2 separate regions of the Mus musculus genome follow, and region 1 is linked to region 2. Evidence: chromatin loops called from intact Hi-C (ENCODE). Cell type or tissue: left cerebral cortex. All regions are shown on one strand. Each heading gives the region's core, and the rest is flanking DNA. Links, peaks and the distances in the headings are about the cores only. Region 1 holds the start of Strn3 (striatin, calmodulin binding protein 3). Region 2 holds the start of Hectd1 (HECT domain E3 ubiquitin protein ligase 1).

Evidence for each region. Hi-C counts contacts between places; a loop is a spot of excess contacts. Peaks named below come from ENCODE experiments on the same cell type or tissue, not always from the same donor. Only the 100,000 strongest peaks of a DNase experiment are listed, where the experiment ranks them.
Region 1: it touches region 2 in a loop (12-fold over the local background); 1 of 42 quality-filtered maps calls a loop at or near these places.

What each region holds. Positions count from the first base shown.
Region 1 is chr12:51,686,052-51,698,104 of GRCm38, reverse strand. Strn3 (striatin, calmodulin binding protein 3) reads left to right here and starts at 6,191. Exons shown (of 18, transcript NM_052973.2): 1 at 6,191-6,683. The coding sequence starts at 6,402. Ap4s1 (adaptor-related protein complex AP-4, sigma 1) reads right to left here and starts at 7,139. Exons shown (of 6, transcript NM_021710.4): 1 at 6,791-7,139. In left cerebral cortex, for the core only: CTCF peaks have their summits at 9,942 (motif pointing right) and 10,142 (motif pointing right); DNase peaks (open chromatin) are centred at 6,027, 6,658 and 7,048; H3K4me3 peaks cover 3,661 bases; H3K27ac peaks cover 2,442 bases.
Region 2 is chr12:51,824,249-51,836,301 of GRCm38, reverse strand. It overlaps Hectd1 (HECT domain E3 ubiquitin protein ligase 1), which reads left to right and starts at 6,766. Exons shown (of 43, transcript NM_144788.2): 1 at 6,766-7,099; 2 at 8,789-8,950. The coding sequence starts at 8,811. It overlaps Gm5785, which reads right to left and starts at 8,117. Exons shown (of 4, transcript XM_011244243.2): 1 at 8,034-8,117; 2 at 7,073-7,447; 3 at 5,747-7,012; 4 at 627-5,314. The coding sequence starts at 8,117. The coding sequence ends at 6,161. In left cerebral cortex, for the core only: a CTCF peak has its summit at 6,672; a DNase peak (open chromatin) is centred at 6,877; H3K4me3 peaks cover 2,901 bases; H3K27ac peaks cover 2,073 bases.

The sequences.
Region 1 (12,053 bases), core at 2,717-10,716, 140 kb after region 2:
GAGGTCGACTGGCTAAGGGCAGTGTATGGAAACAGCCAGGACACTTTAATTGAGCAGGGGCTGCAAATGTGGAAATTCTTGGAAAAGGTGGACATTTTCATGTACTAGGGAAATAGTATGGGATTTAAAGTATTTCTCGTGCAGAACAAAAAAACACAGTAGATGCAATAAAGTAGCAAAATCTTGATTTCTGTTAACAAGAGTTATTAGGGTAGCGTAGGGTACAGCCAGTGATAGAGCATGTGCTTCACATGCAGGGGGTTCAATCCTCAGAGCTAACTCCCATTACCCAGACCGTCCAAAACATAAAATAGCAATCTGCAGCTGAGTGTCTAGTTCCATGGCAGACTGCTACTGAACTATTGAACATGCTCAGAAATATGGATTCAATCTTCAGTAAGATTTTTGCAAAAACAAAATATTCTTATTGCTACCCTCAACTAAAAGAAACAAAGTTCAATAAGAGTTATTTTAAATAACTCTCTAAAGAATTTTCCCATCTCAGCTAATGGGGAGGCTGAAGCAAGAGACTCACAAATTCAAGCCCTGTCCTGGCCAGAGTCTAGCCAGTCTGGGCAGCTTAGCCAGACACTGTCAAAATATAAAGTAGGGTCAGCAAGATGTCCCAGTGGGTGAAGGGTGTTTGTTGTGCCTGATGACCTGTATTTGACACCTCCCACTTTGTCCACATATGGCAGAAGAAATGACTCCACCAAGTTGCCTTCTGATCTCCACATATGCCCTGATATATGTCTGTGTATGTGCACATGTGTATTCCCCCCTACACCTCCCCTCCCCACATAAATACATGTCAAAAAGAAGGGTTGGGAAGAGAATAGCAGTGCTAGCCTAGCATGCACAAAGCCCTGGGTTCAATTTCTAGTCCTGGAAAAGAAAATTAAAAAAAAAAAAAAAAAAAAAAAAAAAAAAGAGTTCCATCTTTTTCTGTGGGGTAGCTGTTATGTACTGTCAATAGGTTGGGCTGTCAATAGAAAGGCACAATTAAAGGTGATTAAAATATGCTGTTATATCTTTTCAAGGGGTTGAAGGTATGGCCTCAGTAGTGTGTCTTACATATGTGAGAGTCTGGAGTTGATCGTTAATACAAGGAAAAAGAAAGAACAAGGCAAGTCCGAACCAAACCACAGCAGTCTCCAAAGGAGAGCACTGTCCTACACAGGCTGCCCAGGACAGGTGCCTCTTGCCTGGCATCATCTTTTTGAATATAGCCTTATGCTCCATTGGGAGACAAGCCACATTCTATATATATTTTTTCTTTATTTACATTTCGAGTGTTATCCTATTTCCCAGTTTCCCCCGCTCCTGGAAACCCCCTACCCCATCCTCTCTCCCCCTGCTTCTATGAGGTTGTTCTTCCACCCACCCACCCACTCCCACTTCCCCACCTTCAATTCCCCTACACTGGGGCATCTATCAAGACTTCATAGGACCAAAGACCTCTCCTCCCATTGATGCCTGACAAGCATCCTCTGCTACATATGCAGGGAGCCATGTGTACTCCCTGGTTGATGGACAAGCCACATTCTTAAGCTTGTCAAATTATCACCTCAGAGAGTCTGGCCAGTTTCCCATGTGTTCACACTTTCCAATCATTCTACTCTGAAGTTTGGAGACGCGACTGTACACTCTTAGCCAATGTCCAGGAAGGATCTGGCTCCAGGAGATCTTCTTTCCTCTCTCTTCAATTTTGACATCTCTGTAAGATAGCTATTATACAATATTACCACAGCCTAATTTTTTCTGACTCATAATACCCAGGAGACAATTGCAAAATGAATTTGGTCTAGAATTTTATATAGTATCATGGGTTTCTTAAAGGTTTGGTGTCCATTTTCTTTTTCTTTTACACACAATATTTTATTTGACTGACTCAGTACCCTGAAAATATATAAGAAGGTATTTGAGTATTATATACTCCCAACTTACTTCAAAGCCCAGAATCCCCTGGCATACTTTGGCTTGCGTAATACATAAAGTATATATTTGTAATTTTCATAGTATAGTGGTTTGAATATGTTTGGTGCAGGGAGTGGCATTATTTGGAGGCGTACCCTTGGAGTAGGTGTATCACTGTGGGCGTGGGCTTTAAGACCCTCTTCCTAGCTGCCTGGAAGCTAGTCTTTTCCTGGTTGCCTTTGGATGAAGATGTAGAACTCTCACCTCCTGCTGTACCATGCCGGCCTGGATGCTGCCATGCTCATGCCTTGATGATAGTGGACTGAACTTCTGAATCTGTAAGCCAGCCCCAATAAAATGCTGTTTTTATAAGAGTTGCCTTGATCATAGTGTCTGTTCTTAGCAGTAAAAAACAAACTAAGACACATAGCCACAAGCAACTTCTGTAAAGAGTCAGCATCTGATCTCATTTTGCAGGCTAGGCCTCAGTGCAGGTCAGAGCTGCCTCCTCCTTTTTGGTTGTAGCTATGTAATATGTGGTATGCTCCTTTGGTCTGAACTCATGTCAGTTTTTTTTTTCTTTTAAAGATTTATTTATTTATTTTATGCATGAGTACACTGTAGCTATCTCCAGACACACCAGAAGAGGGCATCAGATCCCATTACAGATGGTTATGAGCCACCCTGTGGTTGCTGGGAATTGAACGCAGAACCTCTGGAAGAGCAGTCAGTGCTCTTAACCACTGAGCCATTTTTCCAGCCCCTCATGTCAGTTCTTATGAAACCTTCTGTAGGCTGTAATATTTGTTTGCTCTTTTACTTTATAAGTGCAAATACCCTGTTATTTCCCAGAGTAATGGAATCACCTGAAATTACTATAATTTCAAACATGCTAATGATGAATACTGAGCCTAATCAAAGGACAGTAGGCAAATTGTGAAGGGAGATTTTATTTCCTTGTTTCCCAATGCACACACGCTCACTGATATGAAGGGGTGGGGACCACTTCCTATTATACAATGGAACTTGCTGAAGTCACCAAGAGCTGTGTTGTGACTTGTTCTCCCAGCCATGAAAACAAGAATTCTTGTCATACCCTTTAAGATGAGGAAAAACAACAACTAAAATAGTATTTATGAACCTGCTTGAGTTCTTCAGTGGGAAGATGACAGGTCACCAAGACAAAGTGCTTAGATAATCACAAGTAGCTACTTGGTTCTCAAAGGCAGAGTGGAGTACAAGCTTTTCATAGTCACATTTGAAATAACTGATAAGAAGGTATCTGAGTATTGTCTATTCCCAACTTACTTAAAAGCCTGGAATTCTTTGGTATACTTTGGCTTTCATAATTCATGTAAATTAAATACGACAAGTCCAGCTGAGTAAGCATATTGGTTCAAATATTACTTGTAAGGATAGAAAACAAAGTAGTGCCCTAAAAACTAAGCTGATCAAAAATATAGGCATTGTTTTTTTAACCAAATCAAACCAAACAACAACAAAACAAGGTCTCACTGTGTACTTTAGTCTAGCCTAGAATTCTTCACATGACTCAGGGTTCAGACTCTCAGCAATAATTCTGGCTCAGCCTCCCCAGTGCAGAAAGTACCGAGCAGCCATACATAGACTTTCATGAAGATCATCATGAACTGAGCAAGCTGAAGTCCATTTGCAATCCCAGCACTTGGGTGGCAGAAACAGGAGAATCTCACACTCAAGGGCAGCACACCATTTTACCCTCCACCTACCCCAAATCATTCTGAAAGAAGGAGAATCTAGGCAGGAGCAGGGAGGAGTGACAGGTGAGAGGACAGGATAAATAGGAAGTTTCAAAGGGGACTGAAGAGAGGAAATGACTCAGCAAGGGGTCAGAGAGAGAATTCCAGTTAGGCAAGCTGAACTGTTAGAGTGTAACTGGGAGAATTTGTTATCTAAAAGTTCTAGAGACTCATTCCAGTGTTCTCAGGAGCAGTGGGCAGGAAGCACAATGTTAACAGTGTAAAACATCATCTCAGCAGAGCAGAAAACTTTGCTATTTGTTTCTGTTTCTTTGTTGAGACAGGGTTTCCTTGTGTAACAGTCCTGGCTATTCTGGAACTGGCTTTGTAGACCAGGCTGGCCTCAAACTCAAAGATCTGCCTGTCTCCACTTAAGACAGACAATAGAAGAACAACAGTTATCTTTTTGCAGGGTAGGTGGGGGGCAACCTTCCTGTGAGCTGAAGTGTGAAATGAGAAATATAAATGTGCAACTTGCTCTTTTGACATAATCACCAGCCATGTGGGCTTCAGATCCCTAAAAGCTTCCTTGTGTTCATAAAATAGGTACCCAGGATGTAAGTTTTTCTGAGCTTTTTATGTGTTCTTTCTTAAGGAATGGGACTGCTTGAGCCAGCTGTATGCTGATTGTCAATAACTCTTAGATAACAGTACTATTTCTTCATATAAAAAAAAAGATGTATTTACTTATGTGAGTACACTGTTGCTCTCTCAGACACACCAGAAGAGAGCACTGTATCCCATTTCAGATGGCTGTGAGTCACTGTGGTCGCTGGGAACTGAACTCAGGACGCCTAGGAGAGCAGTCAGTGCTCTTAACTGCTGAGCCATCTCTCCAGCCTCATTTCTTCATTTACTAAAGACTACATTTCATAAATATGGTAATAAGTGTAACAGATCGAATTAGTTCTTTATAACACAGCAGACATGACAAAATAAAATGTATTTCTTTTTCTCTCTGAAGTTATATGAAGTCACTTATATGCTCCAATGTGAAAATTTGAATAGGCTTTCAGAGTGAAAATAAAAGTTTAAAAACATAACCAATTTTATATACTATTTCTTGTATAGCTGTAAGTACTGTGTATTTTTCTTTTCATTTGCTGTTACATAGGTTATTAGGTTTTTTGTTTTTTTTTTCCTTCTTCTTCTTTCCTTTTTTGGCTTTTCCAGACAGGGTTTCTCTGTTGTCCTGGCTGTCTGGGAACTCTGCAGACCAAGCTGGTCTGAAACGAAACCCAGAGATCAGGTTGTCTACCTCTGCCTCCCGAGTGCTGGGATTAAAGACATGGTTCACCAAGCCCGGTAGCCAGGCTGTTACCTCAACTTACAGAAAGCCGGGCGTGGTGGCACGCCTCTCATCCCAGCACTCGGGTGGCAGAGGCAGGCGGATTTCTGAGTTCGAGGCCAGCCTGGTCTACAAAGTGAGTTCCAGTTCAGCCAGGGCTATACAGAGAAACCCTGTCTCGAAAAAACCAAAAAAAGAACTTACAGAAAAATGCACACTATAGCACCTAAAAACTGACCCTTTGTGTATGTAGTATTTCATTCTAAAACCATTTAATGATGAAGAAAGATATCGTTGTGTTGATTTAGTTCATCTTAAGTTCTATTTACAATACTTTCATTTTGTTTCGATCAAAATTTCTGCCACTAATGACAATATCTGCGTTCATTGACTTCTAAACATCAGTCTCTTTGAAAGTTATCGTTTGCCATCCAACCCACTATTCTCAAGAATTCAAGATATCACAACTTCTTCAGGAAAAAAAAAAAAAAAAAAAAAAAAAAAAAAAAAAAAGCAATAGCTCAAACACAGAGAATCTCAGAATAATAAAGACTTAAGAAGTTACAACGGGCGGCCAGGAGCACCGAAGTGGGACCAAAGAAGCAGGTTGCGACGAAGCCCAGGAGCCAGTGAGAAAGTCCGGAAGAATCTGGGCTATTTGCCAAACGTAGACGTCTCCAGAATCCTGCAGACTGACTGGTGCCACGAAACCAGAGGTCAAGTGAGTGACAGGCAGAAAAGAGGCCCGACCCTCTGGGACTGAGCAAAACACGCCAGGAATTCTAGAGAAACGTCAGGAATTCCAGGGCAGTACGGAGGACGCCTTGCACGCAGCTCCAGAGCCCAGGCCCTCAGCTGAGACCCACGCTGCCCCTAAGGATACGTGCGTGAGGAAAACGACCCGGAAGCCCGACGCCCACGCGCTTCCCCAAAGTCAAGGCAGCATCCAGATTCCACAGGCGTAGAAAAGCTGGGGCCCGGCGCCCGAGTTGGGGCGGGGCCCAGGCCTTTCCCCGCCTCCCGAAGAGCGGTCCATCCTCAGTGCGCCTGCGTGGGGTGAGGCCGGACTCTTTTTGGCTCTCCGGAGTGCGGCTTGCAGCGGCGTTCTCTACCCAGCGTGCCGTGCGCGAGCGGCGGCCCTCCGTCCCTCCTCCTCCTCCTCCGTCCCTCCTCCTCCTCCCGCCGCGGCCCCCCTCTCCCCCAAAGTGAGTGAGTGAGACGGGCAGATGGAGGAGGTACCGTAATGGCGGCGGCCGGCAGCTCCCTGCTCTGATCCGCGGCAAGCACACGGCAACGACCCCCTCCCCGGCCGTCTCCCGGCCGGCCCCCCGCCCTGCGGTCGGCGCGGGGCCACCGTCCCGGCCCTCCCCGCAGCTGTCGGCGTCTGGCACTGCGCCCCGGCCGGGGCCCCACACACAATGGACGAGCTGGCCGGAGGCGGCGGCGGCGGCCAGGGGATGGCAGCCCCTCCCCGGCCGCAGCAGGGACCCGGGGGGAACCTGAGCCTGCCGCCGGGAGCGAACGGAGCGCCGGGCGGCGGGGGTCCTCCGGCCGCCGAGGCGGCGGGGCCCCCGGCAGGCCCGGAGCTGTCCCGGCCGCAACAGTACACGATCCCGGGGATCCTACACTACATCCAGCACGAGTGGGCTCGCTTCGAGATGGAGCGGGCGCACTGGGAGGTGGAGCGGGCCGAGCTGCAGGTACGTCACCCGTCACCCCTCTCGACTGCGAGCTGGGGCCGGGGCCACGGGCCGCGGGGGTGGGGCCGGGGCTGAGGCCCGTGCCCTCAAGGGCGGAGGGGACCTACCTGAGCCGCTCCGGCCGGCGAGCGGTGACGGCGCGCCCGGCTCCCTCCTCACGGGCGGCGCGCTGCGGGCATCCTTGGGGCAGCCATTTTGGCTTTTAGCATGGCGTCCGCAGGGCTCCTCCGGAGCCACCTCTCCTGGGCCTCCGGGGTTTGGGCCCAGCGCCTCTGGGCGAGAGTCTGGCGTGGGCCCGCTAGGCACTGAGTTTGCGCTTGTGGGTCCCCTTGAGGGTGAGGCCACGCGGAGAGGGCCTGGGATGAGCGTCTTTGCCTCCTGGCTCCTGCACCCCCTTCCGATGTGGCGTCCTGCCCCCTCCCCCGCGCCTCGGTACGCACTTGCCCCTTGACAGCCACGCCGCTTCGGGCTACCGCCGCGCACAATGGCTCGCGGCCGGCCGGACAAGTTTGCCTTCCCATCCTCAACTCCTTTAAGTACCTGCGATGCCGCTCTACTCACTTGGATTTCCTTTAGCGCTTACTGATTCATCAACACTTTAACTGAATATTTCTCTCTTGAGTCGGCTTCTCTAGAGTTCCCTACTATATTCATGTTTTTACTGATGCAAAGCAAAGCTGGGCTGTCAGTACAGTATTTAGGAAATGTCTGCGGAAAGAATTGGTCTTAATTTGAAGTAGACCGTACTTATCGCTTAGTACAAGCTAAAACGGAGTTAAATGTCCACTTAATGTGATCCTCTGACAGACTTGGGTTATCCTAACTTTTGGAAGGTGACAGTTGCGGGTTCATGCCTTGAATTTTTAAAATTGCTGCATCTGTTTGAAAGGATTATTCAAGCTGGAGGATGACTGCGTTTAGTTTTAAGTTCCTTTCCAGGGTTTAATTTAAGCTTAGAAGAAAAAAAGCGTGTATCTAATTAAGCGTTGCACCTGTTTTTCAGACTTATAAATTTCGACATAAGCAATATTGTTCGTTATTATACACACACACACACAATAACTTTGGTGAGAAATAATGTTGAAACAACAGCGTGATTAATGAATGTAGAAAAGGTATCCTCAAATAAATATGAGTCTTCAGTTTGGTGTCGAATAGTAAACTTTTTAATTACATTGATTAATTTATTTCTGACCTGATTATTTACAAACTATAAACAATTTTATTCAAAAATTAAAAATACCCAGGTGTAGAGGCATAAGTCTTTAATCTCAGTGCTCAGGAGGGAGATGTTTAATATCCATGAGTTCAGGCCAGGCTGATTTATATAGAGTTCCAGGACAATTGCAGTTACATAAGAGTCTATCTTAAACAAACAAAAAAGTAAAAGAAAATTAGAAATAAGGTTGTTTCATTGTCAAAAGCATTGCAAAGCAATTGATTGGACCAGTAAACTTTTTTGGTTATGGGCTTTTGTTATTGTTTTGTGTTTTTGAAACTGGCTTTTTTCTCTGTGTACCTCTGGCTGTCCTGGAAGTAATTCTGTAGATCGGGCTGGCCTGCAACTCAGAGATCCATCTGCCTCTGCTGGGATCAAAGGTGTGTGCCCTCACCATCTAGTATTGTGGTTGCTTTTGAGACGGTCTCTGTTGTCTTGGGTGATCTGAAAACTCACTATGTAGAACAGGTTGGTTTAGACCTCTTAGAGGTCCACATGCTACCTCTTGAAGTGCTGGAATTATAAAGTCTTGTACCACCTCACCTGGCAAGCCAGTAAACTTTTATTTAACTCCACAAAGTGGGTGAAGTTAAATTTTACAACAACAAAATCCTACTTATTTTATATGACACCTTTAGTTCATTCCGTAATCTTAAAATTGTGCTTAAAAAATACATTTGTGTTTTAGAGATTACTACTTTCAAAAAAACTTATGTCAAAATTGCTGTGGTTTCTTTTAAATTTCTAGAGTCTACTATTGTTGGATTTAGAGTTTTGTGGGCATACATCTTTCTAGTATGTTGATGCCGACTTTTCCATGTGGATAGAGAGAAGGTAATCTGTTAAAAATTACATTGAGGCTTTTGCTGAATTGATAAACCACCAGGTCCATATATAGTATTTGATCCTTGTACTGTTGTTTTGATTTTCAAATTAGCACTTGAATTTGTCACTCAGGCATGATTAATGTAACTAGCTAAGAAAGCATCTTGTATCCAAATTAAGTTTTTTGTTGTTGTTGTTGTTACGTCTTTTTTTTTGTTTTTGTTTTGTTTTTTTTTTGTTTTTTTGAGACAGGGTTTCTCTGTGTAGCCCTGGCTGTCCTGGAACTCACTTTGTAGACCAGGCTGGCCTTGAACTCAGAAATCCACCTGCCTCTGCCTCCCAAGTGCTGGGATTAAAGACATGCGCCACCACGCCTGGCAACAAGTTTTACATTACTGAAATACATGGTTTTCTTTTTCATTGTTCCTGATCTTACTTAACAGCAACAGAAAAGGATTTTTAAGGATTCTGTAGCTTGGTTTCTTTCAGATTGATAGTCTTTATTTACTTGCTTTTCCCCTCCTTTTAAACCTTTTTATTATGTTTCATTATGTGTGTATATGTGCATGTGCACATGAGGTCAGGTCCTCAAAGGCCAGATGGTGGGTTCCTCTGGAGCTGGAGTTGCAGGTGTTGTGAGCCTCCCTGCTGTGGGGGCTGGGACTGGGACTAAGGTACCCTGGAAGATGTGCCATTTCTCCAGCTTGTTTACTCTGTTTAAAGAATGTTATATGATGTTCTCTGGTTCTATTTTATCCAGAGACATTCGCATTATTTTATACTGATACTTTTGGAATAAAATGTTCACGACTGGATTGTTTATATGTTCTTGTATGTGCTGTATATTTTAAAAATTGCCTTATTGGATTAATTGATAGTGTTTCAGATTTGTTTCTAGGATATTGAGTGTGCTTTAAGTGCTGTCACTCATTGTGTGTGGGTGGGGGCCAGGACTGTTTAGAAAAGCTGCCTGAACCTTGGTAGGTGGCTCACAGTGGCCTTGAATGCTATTAGTCTAAATAAAACTGCTTGTGAGTACATACTTCAAAGTTTTGTGTTGAATGTATGTGTAAAAAATTCATGTGTTGTATTTAAGCTGTAAGTTTAAAATTATTTCTGTTACTTTCCTAAAAACAAGACTACTACTACTTTAAAAAAAAAAGATTTATTTACTTTATGTATGAGTACAATTATAGCTGTCTTCAGACACACCAGAAGAGGGTGTCAGATCCCATTACAGATGGTTGTGAGCCACCATGTGTTTGCTGGGAGTTAAACTCAGGACCTTTGGAAGAGCAGTCAGTGCTCTTAGCCATCTCTCCAGCCCACAACTACTTCTGTTTTTATATGTAGTTCTGAATGTTCTACGTTTATCAACACTTTTTAAAAAAAGATTTATTTATTATTATATGTAAATACACTGTACCCTGTCTTCAGACCCACCAGAAGAGGGCGTCACATCTCATTACAGATGGTTGTCAGCCACCATATGGTTGCTGGGATTTGAACTCAGCACCTTTGGAAGAGCAGTCAGTGCTCTGACACACTGAGCCATCTCTGCAACCCAACACTTTTTTTTTTTTTTTTGAGACTATACTAGGCTAGACCTTAACTCCTGGGTATAAGTGATTCTCTGCCTCAGCCTCCTAGGTAGCAGGGACTAAGATGCAAACACACACTTTTTGGCTGTGTTGGAAAGTGAACTCTGAGCTTATGCATGCTATTTAGTGTCTGTGGTTTGTGATCTCCCACAGCACACAGATGGAGGTCAGAAGACAACTTGTGGGAGTCAGTTTTCACTTTTCACTATCAGAGCCCTGAGGATCCTACTCAGGTTGGCAAGCTTCTTTACCCCTCAACCATTTCACTATCTTTACAAAAAATTTTTTTTAATTCTTTAATTCTTTCTTCCCTGCTATCCTCAGTTTGAGTCTTGTCCCTTATGAACATTGCATAACACAATTCCCACCCTTCCCCCATCATGATTGACCTTCAAATTTCCACATCCTGTAGCTTTATACACTGTATTGGGTTTAAACTACATTTTCTGTTGTCAACTATTTCTTCCCCCAAATCTTTTCCTAAAGATTTAGGGCTTCGATCCTAGAAGTGGGAAGGCAAAAAGCAGGTGGACTTCTCTTGAGTTCCAGGCTAACTAGAGGTATATAGTGAGACTGTCTCAAGCAATGGACTCTTTATTTGGCTTCCATTCTATTCATTCCTTCTTTCATTTTCTCTGTTTCATCTCCTTTTGTTTTTTGAGACAAGGTCTTAACTATGTATTCCTGGTTGGTGTGGTGCTCAACTGTGTAGCTTAGGATAGCCTCAACTAATGGCAGTCTTCATGCCTTACCTTTTTCAATAAAAGGAATAGTATAGGGCACCTCCATTCTTGTCCACTTTCTGTAATATACTCTTTTGTTTTTAGTTGTAGTCTGAGGTTCTAATTCTTTTGTTCTTTCACTGTATTTTACTAAAAACACATACACAAAATTTTTATTACATTTTGATTATTTTCTGTGTGCCTGTGTGTATGTGGGCATGCACATGGACACAGTTTATGTTTTGAGGTTAAAGGACCATGTGGGCCTAGGTATTGAACTTAGGTTAGCAGGTATAGTAGTCAATAGACGCCTATATGAGCCATCTTCAGGGCCATAATCCTGTTTACAATCTCAGTAGTACTCAGATTTACTATTTGTTATTCTAATGCACAGGTTTGTGAGGTTGGTGAAATTGAAATTTCTGACTCTGAAATATTGGGGTCCACCCAGAGTTTAAAAATGTGCTCAAATATACATTTGGAGATAGCAGAAAGCAAAGCTGGGGATTTAAACTCAGGGTCATGCTTTTAGCTTTCGGACTTATTTGTAAATTTCCTGTTTAACTTTTCTAATACCAATTCAACTGTTATCTCTTCAGCTAGTTGTTTATGCCTGTTCTCCCTATAACCACATTAAACCTGTATTAAACCTGTCCCGTTAATGTTACTCCTACTATTTAGTCACTGAGTCCTTTTCTATAGTGTATTCAGTCTCTTGAATTTTATTTTGGCTTTTCGAGACAGGGTTTCTCTGTATAGCCCGGGCTGTCCTGGAACTCAGTTTGTGAGTGAGTGACCAGGCTGGCCTCGAACTCAGAAATCCGCCTGCTTCTGCCTCCCAAGTGCTGGGATTAAAGGCGTGTGTCACCACCGCCCGGCCCAGTCTCTTGAATTTTATTAATTTTTTTCATACTTATTTATTGAGTAAATATGTGCTGCTTTGGGCTACTCTCTGGTATATAATTACATATAAAACCAAGACTTTACCTAGGGAGCTTGTTTT
Region 2 (12,053 bases), core at 2,662-10,661:
TATTGTGTGTATGTGTGGGTCAGAGGACAATTTGCAGGAGCTGGTTGTCTTCAGGGATCAAACTAGGTCATCAATCTCGGTGGCAAGGGCCTCTACCAGCTGAGACACCTTTATGGCCCCTGCACCTCAGTTTTTGAAGCAAGGTCTCTTACCGTACCTGGAACTCACCTTCTGGGATTATACTGGGCGGTTAAAGGAGCACGGAGTCTCTTGTCTCCAACACTAGCACTGGGTTACGGATAGTGGGGTTACCCGCTTGTGTGGCAAGCACTTACCTGCTAGTACCAATGTAGTTTTATACACAATAATTCAGAGATTTTGTGGCAAAACACCTCCACGGAAGTGGTAATTTGGGTTTTGAATGACCTAAATAGATTCTTTCTCCTAAGCAGCTTTCCTGGATAACCTTTCCTCACTCTATTCTGCTATTGCAGACCACTGATCTGAGGATAAATAGAATTTTCATGTTAATGAACACATATCTACTTTTTCAGGCTAACCAATAGAAGCAGTAAAAACTACTCTCCAAGTAACAGATGAGCTGGGATGCTGGTTGGCAGACGATTTTGGACAGCATAAAAAGTGCAAGAATGAAAAATAGATTAAAAAGTTTTAAAAGTCCAGGAAAGAGTTTTAAGTCTAGTTTAATATCATACTCCCTTCATATTGGTTAACAATAAGATTATGATATAATTGTAGTATGACACCCACACACACATAAACATTTATATGTTGTATGACTTTATATGTTTATTTTTTGAGACAGGGTCTTACATATCCCAAGCTGGCCTCAAACTCAGGATGTAGATAAGTTTGTCCTTCAACATCTGGCTGTCCTGATACTTCCTCCCTGCTGGGACTATGGGCCTTCACCGTGATGCCCAGTTTTACCCGGTGCTGGGGAACAGACTGTAGGCTTGTTTGTGCTCGCTATCCAAGCAGTCTAGGATTAGGATTGTCTTAGAAACCATTCTATTGTTACCAAAGACAAAAACAAGTAATGGTAACCACTTAGTATCCAGGAGGACAGTTTTAAAAAGTCTGCACAAATTATGCAACTTCCCCAATACACATTTTGCAATTGATAATAATATTCTTCATAAAAATAAAGTTACTGAAAGTTTTCTACATTTTGTAGAACATTTCTCATTTCTACTTTTACTGTAGAAGCACATTTCTACTTTTGCAAATTAGGTTCCACTTTTCCTATAACTAAGTGTATTGCATGATATTCATGTATCTAAGAATGTTAAAGCAGGACAATAGACCTTTTATTTACCGGCAAGAAAAAAATTTCCTCAAGACAAAAGGAAAGGATGGTAGCAAATTATGGAAGAGTGTATTAGCCTTGGAACAGGAACGACTGACTAGGAACATGGAGTGCTCAGCATTTGCTCTACTGTTTGGCTTTTGACTCTACTACCAAGGGATATGGCAGCTATCGTGAATCCTGTAACAACGTATCAATATTCTAGGATTTATTTTAAGTGCATCATTTTAAAAATGTTTAGGAAAACCATGATGATCCCTGGAAGAAAGTTATTTCTTAGAATTAGCCATTATAAGCTAAATTTACTGTCATCAAAAAACTTTTTATTCTGAAATAAGTTGAGGCTTATCAAAATTGCAAAAAAAAAAAAAAATAGGTTAAGCTTGGTGGTTCGTGCTTGTAATCCTAGCAGTTGAGAGGCAGATGTCCATGAGTTCGAGGCCAGCCTTAGCTACAAAGCAAGTTCTAGGTAGTAAGACCTTGTCACAAAACCACAAGAAATGTTGCAAAACTTATTTTTAACAATTCCTATTCAGCCTTTACCAAGGCTCCCCAAATGTTGTTGGGATTTCATAGTTGATATAAATGAATTTCAATCAGGTATTTGTGGACTGGCAAGATGGCTCAGTGGGGAAAGGCACTTGCCACCAGACCTTCTACCTATGTGGTGGTAGGTAGATCCTTCTACCTACGTGGTGGAAGGAGAGAACTGTCTCCTACAAATTGTCCTCTGACCTCCACACAGTTACCATGGACATACACACATACACACTATAAAAGACTAAAAGCATTTGACAAGTTAGCCATTAAAATTTTGGAGACACATACATTCTGTATTATATGGTTAATTTTAAAATTCTATCTTGCAAATACTGTCACCTTTCAGATAAAAGCATATTAAAATTCACATTTCCAAAAAGGGAGTAGTTGAGGTAAACTCACAGGCATACCAGACAATAGTAGCTGGAGAGATGGCTCAGTGGTTAAGAGTACTGATTCCTCTTCCAGAGGTCCTGAGTTCAATTCCCAGCAACCACATGGTGGCTTACAATCATCTGTAATGGGATCCGATGCACTCTTTTTTTTTTTGTGGGGGGGGGGTTGAGACAGGGTTTCTCTGTATAGCCCTGGCTGTCCTGGAACTCACTCTGTAGACCAGGCTGGCCTTGAACTCAGAAATCTGCCTGCCTCTGCCTCCCGAGTGCTGGGATTAAAGGCATGCGCCACCACGCCTGGCCCCCATGCACTCTTGTAGTGTGTGTCTGAAGACAGTTGTAGTGTACACACACACACATAAAATAGATAAGTCTTTAAAAAAGAAAGGAAGGAAGGAAAGAAGGAAGGAAGGAAGGAAGGAAGGAAGGAAAGAAGGAAGGAAGGAAGAGAATAGTACCTAATGGATGGATAAGTGATATGTCAGCTTTTGAAGGGTATGTGTTTATTCATCTATTAAAGGATGTCTTAGTTGCTTCTAGGTTCTGTTGCTAGTATTTTGTGGAACGAAGGCCTGGTACATACTAAGCACAAATTTCCAATGCTGAGATATATTCTGTCTTTTCCCTGAATTTTAACAATTATGAATAAAGTAGCCATCAGTATCTGTATGCACCCTGTGGTACACGCCTGTAATCCTTGTACTTAGGAGGTGGTGGTAAGAAGACCCAGAGGAGCAGGCCATCCTCAGCTACATGGTGAACTGGAAGCCATCATGGGCCAAGTGAGACCTGACCTCAAAAGTCAAAATGAAACAAACAAAATCCCCTCAAAGTTTTCAACTTTGGGCTTAAGTTTGAACTTAAGTTTTCAACTCCGTTGGGTAGATATTGAGGGTGGCTGCTGATTATTTGGTAAAAGTATATACATATACATACATATATACATATATATGCTTATTTATGTATTTATTTGAGATAAGGTTTCACTATGTAGCCATGACTAGCCTGGAACTCACTACATAGACCAGTCTGGTCTTGAGCTCTTTGCTTCCTGTGTGCTGAGATTAGAGGCATACATCACCTCGCTCAGCTATTTATTTGATGTGTAAGTGTGGGTCTATGAATGCCTGGTGTAAGTGCGGAGGTTAGGACCCTAACCTTTATGGGAGCCTCTGTGGATTGGATTGTTGGAGCAGCTGAATTACGTTGGACTTCCTGACCTGCTTCAATGGCTCTGGTAGGCATCTGTGGATGTCCAGGGATGTTGAATAAACTTGCTCCGAGGTCATCTTACTGTTTTTTAAGTCATTTCTAATTTTTTAATGTGTATTGATTGGTGTTTTGCCTGCATGTTTGTCTGAGGGTATAGGATACCCCAGAACTTGAATTACAGATATGAGCTTCCATGTGTGGATGCTGGGAACTGAAACCCAGTCCTCTGGAACAGCAGCCAGTACTCTTAGGTGCCCCCAATCGTCACCTTACTATTCCTGTTCTGGAGAATATGCAATTCTAAGTTGTCACTTTCGGTTCAACAAACTTCCCTCTCTCTCTAGCCCAGCAATCATCTAGAAGCAGAAGACTCTTCTTGCCTTTTAAAAAGTATTGTCTATTTTCTTTCTTTTCTTTTTTTTTTTTTTTTAAGGTCTTAGAAAATAGGACTCATGGATAGAATGTTGCCTGTTATTTGTACATAACAAATTTGTCTTGTTGAACACAGGGTCTCACTATGTAGCTTTCCCCGGCTGACCTCAAACTCACAGAGACCTTCCTGCTTCTGACTCCTGAGTGCAGGAATTAAAGGTGGGTGCCCCCATGCCTCGCTCATAGATAAAGCAACTTCTAAAGGGAAAACAAACCTCTACAAGGTTCGGGAGTTGGTTCTCTCTCTCTCCTTTCTGCCCTGCATCACGCCCCGCCCCTGGAGAGCTGGCCTGTAAGATTCCAGGTGATTCTTCTGTTTCCTAGCTCTCCGCGGGAGGCGCCGGGACCGCAGGCACCTGTCACTGCCTGTGGGCTTTCATGTGGGTCCTAGGTTCTTGGCTTTGCCCATGCCTGCTTTTACAAAACCAGAGCCTTTTTTTATCTTACACAGGGGCACTATTACTTTCCACGGGTACCAAGAGCGCTCCGGCTGAATCACACCCTTCCAGCGTTTGGTGTTATTGGGCTTTGGTTTTTCGCCCTTCTAATGATGTTTAGAAGTCTCGAGTGTTCCCTTCCTTCCCTCTGCCCTCTTTTCCCTTCTTCAGACACGGTCATTCTATGTATTCTAGGCTGGAACCCAGTTCATTATGTAGCTGAGGAAGTTCATTATGTAGCTGAGGAAGCTCTTGAACTGCTTCTTCTGCCTGTGATGGAAATTAAAAGTCTGTCCGTCTGTCCCACCAATCCCAGTTTTAGGGCCTGGTTCTATCCAGTCCTGGACAGAGAACCCAGGCTTTGTGTGTAGTAGGTAAGTACCCTACCAACTGAGCTGTTATCTATAGCTCTAGAGTATTATTTTAAAATTTCTTTTCCTCAAAGATTTATTTAAATTACTTTTACATTATGTGCACATGTGCATGCCTGTGTGTGGGTGAATGCATGTAAACGCAGGTGCTTGTAGAGGCCAGAGGCATCAGATGTGAGCTGCCTGATATGGGTACTGGGAACCAAACGCACAGACCACCAGTGAGTATCTTCAATTTCTCAAGGCCAGATAATGTTAAGCATCTTTCATATGCTTTCTCGCCAGCCACTGGGATGTCTTCTTGGTTAAATGTCTCCAGTCTTTTACAATTTCTAATTAAGGTTTTTTTCTTTTCTTTTTTCTTTTCTGAGACAGGGTTTCTCTGTGTAGCTCTGGCTGTCCTGGAACTCACTCTGTAGTCCAGGATGGCCTCAACTCAGAAGTCCACCTGCCTCTGCCTCCCAAGTGCTGGGATTAAAGGTGTGCGCCACCACTGCCTGGCAAGGTTTTTTCTTATTCTTGGGTTTGAAGAGTTTTTCATTTGTTCTGGCCACAGTCCTGTGGTAGCTACATTGTTAGAAAGTATTTTTCCTGTTGGGGAACTTTGGAAATTTCTGCATGAGCCGTTCATAGTCTGTGAAGGTAGATTCCAGGCATCTGTATATGAAGAAACACATTGTGTTACATCTAAACAACTTACTATTATTTAGCAGTAAGAATTAAATGGGCTCCCAAGCCAGGTGTTAGCATACTTGTTAGCATACTCAGGAAGGAAGCCCTCTTGTTAGCATACTCAGGAAGCTGAGGCAGGAGGATATTGACTTTAGGCCAGCCAGGGTTACATAAGCATACCCACTTCAAAACAACAAGAAAAACAAAAAGTAAAAAACAAAACCAAATAAAAAAATCCAGTACAACAAAACAAAACAAAACACAACACAACACCAAATAAATGAGCTACCAAGCTATAAAAACTCACAGAGGATCCTTAAAGAGTGTTAGTGAATAATTCCAACTAGAAACGATATTTTGGAAAGGGCAAAACCATAAACAAAGAGATCAGTGGGAACTCTCTGTCCTTAGCCCTACCTGGCCAGGAACACATGATACAGAACAGGGTAGCCATAACTTATTCTCTGTACTTTCTGTTCAATTTGCTGTGGATCTAAAACTCTTCTAATGAAAACTTTTCCGGGTGTCTCTAATGTGCCGCCAGGGTTGAAAACTACTAGCCTCGGTCTTTGCATACAGTTCTTTCCTAAAATTAGGTATCTACTGCTATTTTGTTGTTGTTGTTCAAAGGATGAGTTCAGTATGGAGTCTTTTTCTTCCTCTTTTTCTCTCCCTTGGCTGCTCCTTCTTCATCACCACCGTCGCCGCCCTGTAGCCCAGACAAGTCTCGACCTCATTTTGTAGCCAAGGATGACCTTGAACTCCAGCCTCCAGTTCTCTAGTGTCACGGTTACGTGAGGACTCCACTAGCAGCGGCTAGTATTTGATTTTTCAACGCCCATGAAATAAAAGTTTGACGGGAATAACTACGGAAGTACAAGTGACCACGAGCCGAAGGCAACTGTGTGGGAAGTCCTCGATGCTGGCTGCTTCCCGGGACTCCACGGTGGGCAGGCAGGAGGCACGAGTTCCCGCAGCCGTCCTGGTCCCATCTGCGCCGAGGCGATAACGCCCGGCTGCGCAGCGCTCGCCGAGTTCCCAGGCTCGCTGGGAAGCGTTCTGGTAAACCGCTGGCTTTAAAAGTCCGGAGGAGGGGGTGACCCGGGCACGCCGAGCGCCTGCGAGACGGTGGCCTCCGTTCCGCAGGACTCCGGAGCGGCTCGCGCCGGGCGAGACGGGCGGAGCGTGCGCGGAGCAGCTGCTGGCGGCGCGCGCGGATTGACAGCGCGGCGACTCGGGCGCCGGGAGGCCGGGCTGAGGAGAGCCGTAGCCGACCGCCGAAGGAGCCCGGCGCCCCCCGTCGTCGCCCCGTGCCGCGGGGTCCGGCCTCCGCAGCGCCCCAGGTGGCCGCGGGCAGGGCGGCCGGGAGGCGTTCGCTCCGCCTCCGCCGGCGCGGCCTTCACCAGCCTCCCCGCCCGGCGCTCGGCCGACCCTTCTCCTGCCCCCGCCCGGCTGGCGATGGACGCGGCGTCTCCCCGCTGCCGCCGACGGCCCCGCGCGGACCTGGCTCTGAACCGCAGGGTCTGAGGAGCCGCGTGCTGGGGTCGGGACCCGCGCTGGCTGCCGCCGCTCGGGGGAGCCTCTCGCTTCCTTGTCACCGGGTCCCCGCGGAGGAAGGGGAGGGACGAGACACGGCTTTTCCTGTGCCGCCTGCCTGGCTCGACCTGCGCGGCCTGCGGTTTCCTAGGAACTCGAGGGCCGCGGCCGGGCCAGGCTCTGCCCGCGGCCTGCTTGGAGCTGGACCGGAGCTGTTTGGTACGGCGAGCCAGGGTAAGAGCCTGCGGTCAGGGTAGGCGGGGGCGCTAGGCGCTGTCGGCAGGCTGGGCCTGCGCGAGGATCCGGGCCGCCGAGTCCAGCGGCGGGCGCGGAGCTGGACCCCAGCGCGGTGAGGTCGGTCTTCCGCCGTCGCCTCTGCGTATCGGGCCCTTTGTTCCCCTCTCCGGGCCTTACGGGGCTTGGCTTGTTGGCTTCGGAGCTCCGGCTACGCGCTCCTTGTCCTTGGTAAGGCTCAGCCGCCCGGCGGGGACCGGGGACGTCCCGCTGGGCCTCCGAGTTCCGGGAGACCCGCACCCCAGCCGCTCGGCGGCTTCCTCTTGAGCTCGCAGGTTTGCTGCTTCTCTAGAACTTCGCCCTCCGCCCGGAGGCAGGTAGCTAACTTAGCCAGGTTGGCTGTCAGCGTCGCGGCTCCGGCCTTGATCAGGCCGAGGACGATGGGGCAGCCCCGCCGGGCGCGGCCGATGGGTGCCCACCGCGACCCGCCTCTAGGTTCCCACACCGGCAGGTGGATTGCGTGGGACGCAACGCTGTCCTTTGGTCGGGCATCTAGAAGCTTTTGTAATGACTTGCCTGCCTAGACTACTTCTCAAAAAATTTTTTACATAAAAACTAACTGCCCCATCCTATGGGAGAAAGAATGTCTGCCTGTCTGTCCGTCTGCCTGGGGGGGGGTGGTAACCTGTTAGTTGTATTTACTTTAGCATCAAGCCCCCCCCCCAAAAAAAAAAAAGTTTTAAGAACATTTGCCTAGATTACCAGAAGTTCTTATCAGTATTTACTTCCGCATAGGTAGATTTCATATCTAATTACTGTTTGTATTTGGGCATATTTTAGGAGTAAGTTTGAGAATTCAAAACTCGTGAGAAGGGAAATTCAATCCGAAGAAGAATTGGATTGGAAAGTGGTCTTTAAAACTACTGGATCTGACCCGTATCTGAAGCTCCGATTTTTGGTGGAGTTTGGGGGGAGGTTGCAGGAAGAAGTTGACTGGTAAAAGAACTTTTTTGTACATGTTTTTTGCCTTTTGGCACAGACATTGGTGATAACAGTACTGGGATCCAAAACTTGTTTCATAGTGTTTGACCAAGACAGCTCTGGTTTCTAGTTAACTAGCAACCTAATCAGCATATATTCATTCCAGTGTTAAACTGTTTTGCCTTGAGGGTTTTTGCATTAAGCCCAGGAAGTAGACTGCTGCATATGTAGCATACTTTTTGAAGTAATACTTTGCAGTTTGGAAAGTTTTTTTTTGTTGTTTTGTTTTTGTTTTTTCAAGACAGAGTTTCTCTGTATAGCCCTGGCTGTACTGGAAATCAGCTTTGTAGACCAGGCTGGCCTTGAACTCAGAAATCTGCCTGCCTCTGCCTCCCTAGCGCTGGGATTAAAGGAGTGTGCCACCATGCCCGGCTGGAAAGTTTTTTTTTTTAAAGCATATATATTTGCTTATTTTGTGTGTGTGCAAGTATGTGTGCGTGTGCATATCACAGTGCAATATGGAAATTGGAGAATAGCTCTGTATGTATATACATATACACATGCATGTGTGTGTGTGTGTGTGTCTCTTGAGGACCTGAGGACCTTACAGAAACTTGGTTCAAGCAGATGTACAAGAAAAAAGTCTTTACACAGGCTGATCAGTTCTGAACAAATGTTTGAAAAACCCGTTTCCCTTTTTCAATTTAGGCAAAGGAGCATTTTAAAGACAATGGCAGATGTAGATCCTGATACGTTGCTGGAATGGCTGCAGATGGGACAGGGAGATGAAAGGGACATGCAGCTAATAGCCCTGGAGCAGCTATGCATGCTGCTTTTGATGTCTGACAATGTGGATCGCTGTTTTGAAACGTAAGTGCATTCCTGCATCACCTTCCTCTGCGCCCACTGTGCTGACATCTGTTTCCAGCTATTTGCTGACTTCAGTTTGTGTGAAAACTTTGCTAGGGAACTTTAAAATACCCCTTTAGACATTTCTGCAGTTGTCTGTGGTTCATGGAACCCTAGTAATGATAATCGTGATTATGTAAATACATATTTGTTCAATGAGTGTGGATTAGGAATACTAACCATAGCTTGGTTGAGTCAGTTATGAACCATCTCATAAATTAAAAAGATTATAAATGTTTATCTTCTTTAAAGCTGTTTTTGTATTATATGACTTGGAGAATAAGGTCAGAACTACCTGTTTCTTTGGTTTTCATGTGTCATTGCTTTTGTTAAAATAACTTCGGTTAATACATTTCATTTGGATATTTCCAATACTTTTTGAAGTACAGAAGCTTTGAAGTTGTGTGTGTGTGTGTGTGTGTGTGTGTGTACTTTCGTGTATGCTATGGTGTGCATGTGGAAGTCAGAGGACAACTTTTTGGGAGTTGATCTCTCATTTTAGCATGTGGGTTCCAGGATTAAACTCAGGTTCTCAGGCTTCGTGGTAAGTACTTTTACCAGCTGAGCCATCTCACTACCCAAATTTGGAGAGTTTTAAACAGTTGTATCAGAGATGATACTAGAAAGTTTGCATAAAAATATGAAAGGCATTACTCTACTAGCTCGGCACTTAGGCCATGATTTTCCTCTTGTGTGATTCTGGTTCAGTAAAGGAATAAACATTTCTCTGAGTTCATCTGAGTTGTGAATTCCAATAAGTCACTAAAACCTTTTATATGTGCTTTAGTGCTATTTAAAGGTAATTTAAAAATATTTGTGATATTGGCTTAAAGCTTGGTATAATTAATGCCTTTGAGGTGGAAATAGACTATATTACTTGCTAAATCTATATTGTTTTTTCAAAGTGCTCTCTCTTTTGATTTTTAAGTAGTTTGTATTTTTGTTAAAAAATATTATTTTAGCTGGATATGGCTCATGCTTTTAATCTCAGCACTTGAGAGGTGAGGTAGGAGCAGGAGTTAAAGGTCTTCCTTGGTTACATAGTCTGTCCAGCCAGCCTTGGTGACATCAGTGACATCCTTGGTGACATAGTCTGTCCAGCTAGCCAGAGCTGTAGGAGACCTTGTCTCAAAAAAAGAAAAAAGAAAAAGAAAAAGTCAAAGTAAGGGTGTCTATGGAGGGGGCTCCCTGGATAAAGGATGTGACCACGAGGGCCGAGGACCTGGGTTAGTGCCCAGAACCTGGGTTGTAGGAGGAGAACCAGCTCTGGTAACCTCTCTAACATCGCTAGCATCTTCGAGTACACAGGGTTGATAAAAGTTCTTATAAATAAACATCCATATCATGGTGGTTTGTTAATTCTTTTTATCAGTAGATTTCTTTTTTTTGAAGAATTATTTATTTTATGTCTATGAGTATACATAAAGAACTTTTTAAAAGGAAATTTTAACAATGTAAAATTGGTTCTTATGAAAAATTCTACAACTAAACAAAACAGCTATGTTACATTTTCTACTTCTCCTTCCATTCCTTTTTCATATTTCATGTGATGAAATTTAAAAGAAAAAGAAATTAAAATGATTTCAGATGTGATGTACTATGTAAAGGAATAAGGTTTGTTTGTTTGTTTGTTTTAATTTTAAAGATGTGTTTATTTTTATTTATCTGAGAGTTCTGTCTGCATGTGCACCATGTGTGCAGGTGCCCACGGAGGCCAGAAGAGGGCATCACCAGGTTCCCTGGACCTGTAGTTAGGACTACCGTGAGCTGCCTGCCAGGTGCTGTTGGAAACTGAATCTGGGTGCTCTCCAAGAGCTCTTATTCACTGAGCCATCTCTCCAGCCCCAGGATATTGTCAGTTAGACTGGTTAGTCCTGTTTCATGTGACATAGCAGCTATGTATTCAAAGTGCACATCTGTTTAGATTTTGTGACCTTTTCTAACTATCCCTCTTATTAACCTTTGTTAATAATTTTTCTAAAATTTACATATCATATGTTGTGATGCATGAGTGTGTGCTTGCCTTTATGTAGTGGTGCGGGTGGAGGTCAAAGGATAACTTACAGGACCTGGCTCTGTCTCTCATCACTCTGCTCTGGGGATTGCTCCTAGAGAATTAGACTTTACCACCTGCTGCCTCTGTTTCCCCCTTAAACCTCGGCTTGTCTTGTTTTCAGCACTCCGTAGCTTTATATCTTTTCTACAAGAAGTTATTTTGTTAGGCTGTGTAGTAGCACTTGGCTTTAATATCAGCACTTGGGAGGCAGAGGCAGGGGGATCTCTGAGTTCAAGGTTAGCCTGGACTCTAGCGTTCTAGGACAGCCAGGGTACACAGAGAAACCTTGTCTTGAACCTCCCCACCTCCACACACACAAGGTTATCTTGTTATTTTTGATTTGACATTATGGTCCTAGGTTCAAGTTCTCTTTATTTTTACTATATATGTATGAGTGTTTTGCTTGTATGTATGGACATGTGGCTTGACCTGGTGCCAGATCCCCTGCAACTGGAGCTGTATATGGGTGTGAGGGACAATGTGGGTGCTGGGGACCAGACTTGGGTCCTCTGCAAGAGCAGCAAGTGCTTTTAACCACTGAGCAATTTCTTTAGCCCCTAGGTTCAACTTCTTGTAGTCTGCTTGTCTACCTAGCTTCGAGAGCCTTAGTTTGTTCCTCTGTAAAATGACTATTATCTTATATCAGTGGATTTCTTGTGGGGAGTAATGGAGAGAATATATGTGAAAAAAGGGTTTCAAGTAAGAAGTGTTATAATACCTAATTTTGAATTATATTTTGGTACTTTTATTTTCTGAAACTAATTTGGGAGTTTTTCTCTCTTGTTTTTAGACAGGTTCTCATGTAACCTGGGCTGGCCTGAAATTTGCTATCTAGCCAAGATGGCATTGGATTCTCTTGCCTCCACCTCTCAAGCATGTGCCACCATGCTGGCGCCGCTGTCTTTTCTTTGTTTTTAGAGAGGGGGTATCACTCTATAATCCAGTCTGGCCTAGAGCTCACAATGTAATGCAGGCTGACTTCCAACTCAAGGGGAACTTCTGAGCGCT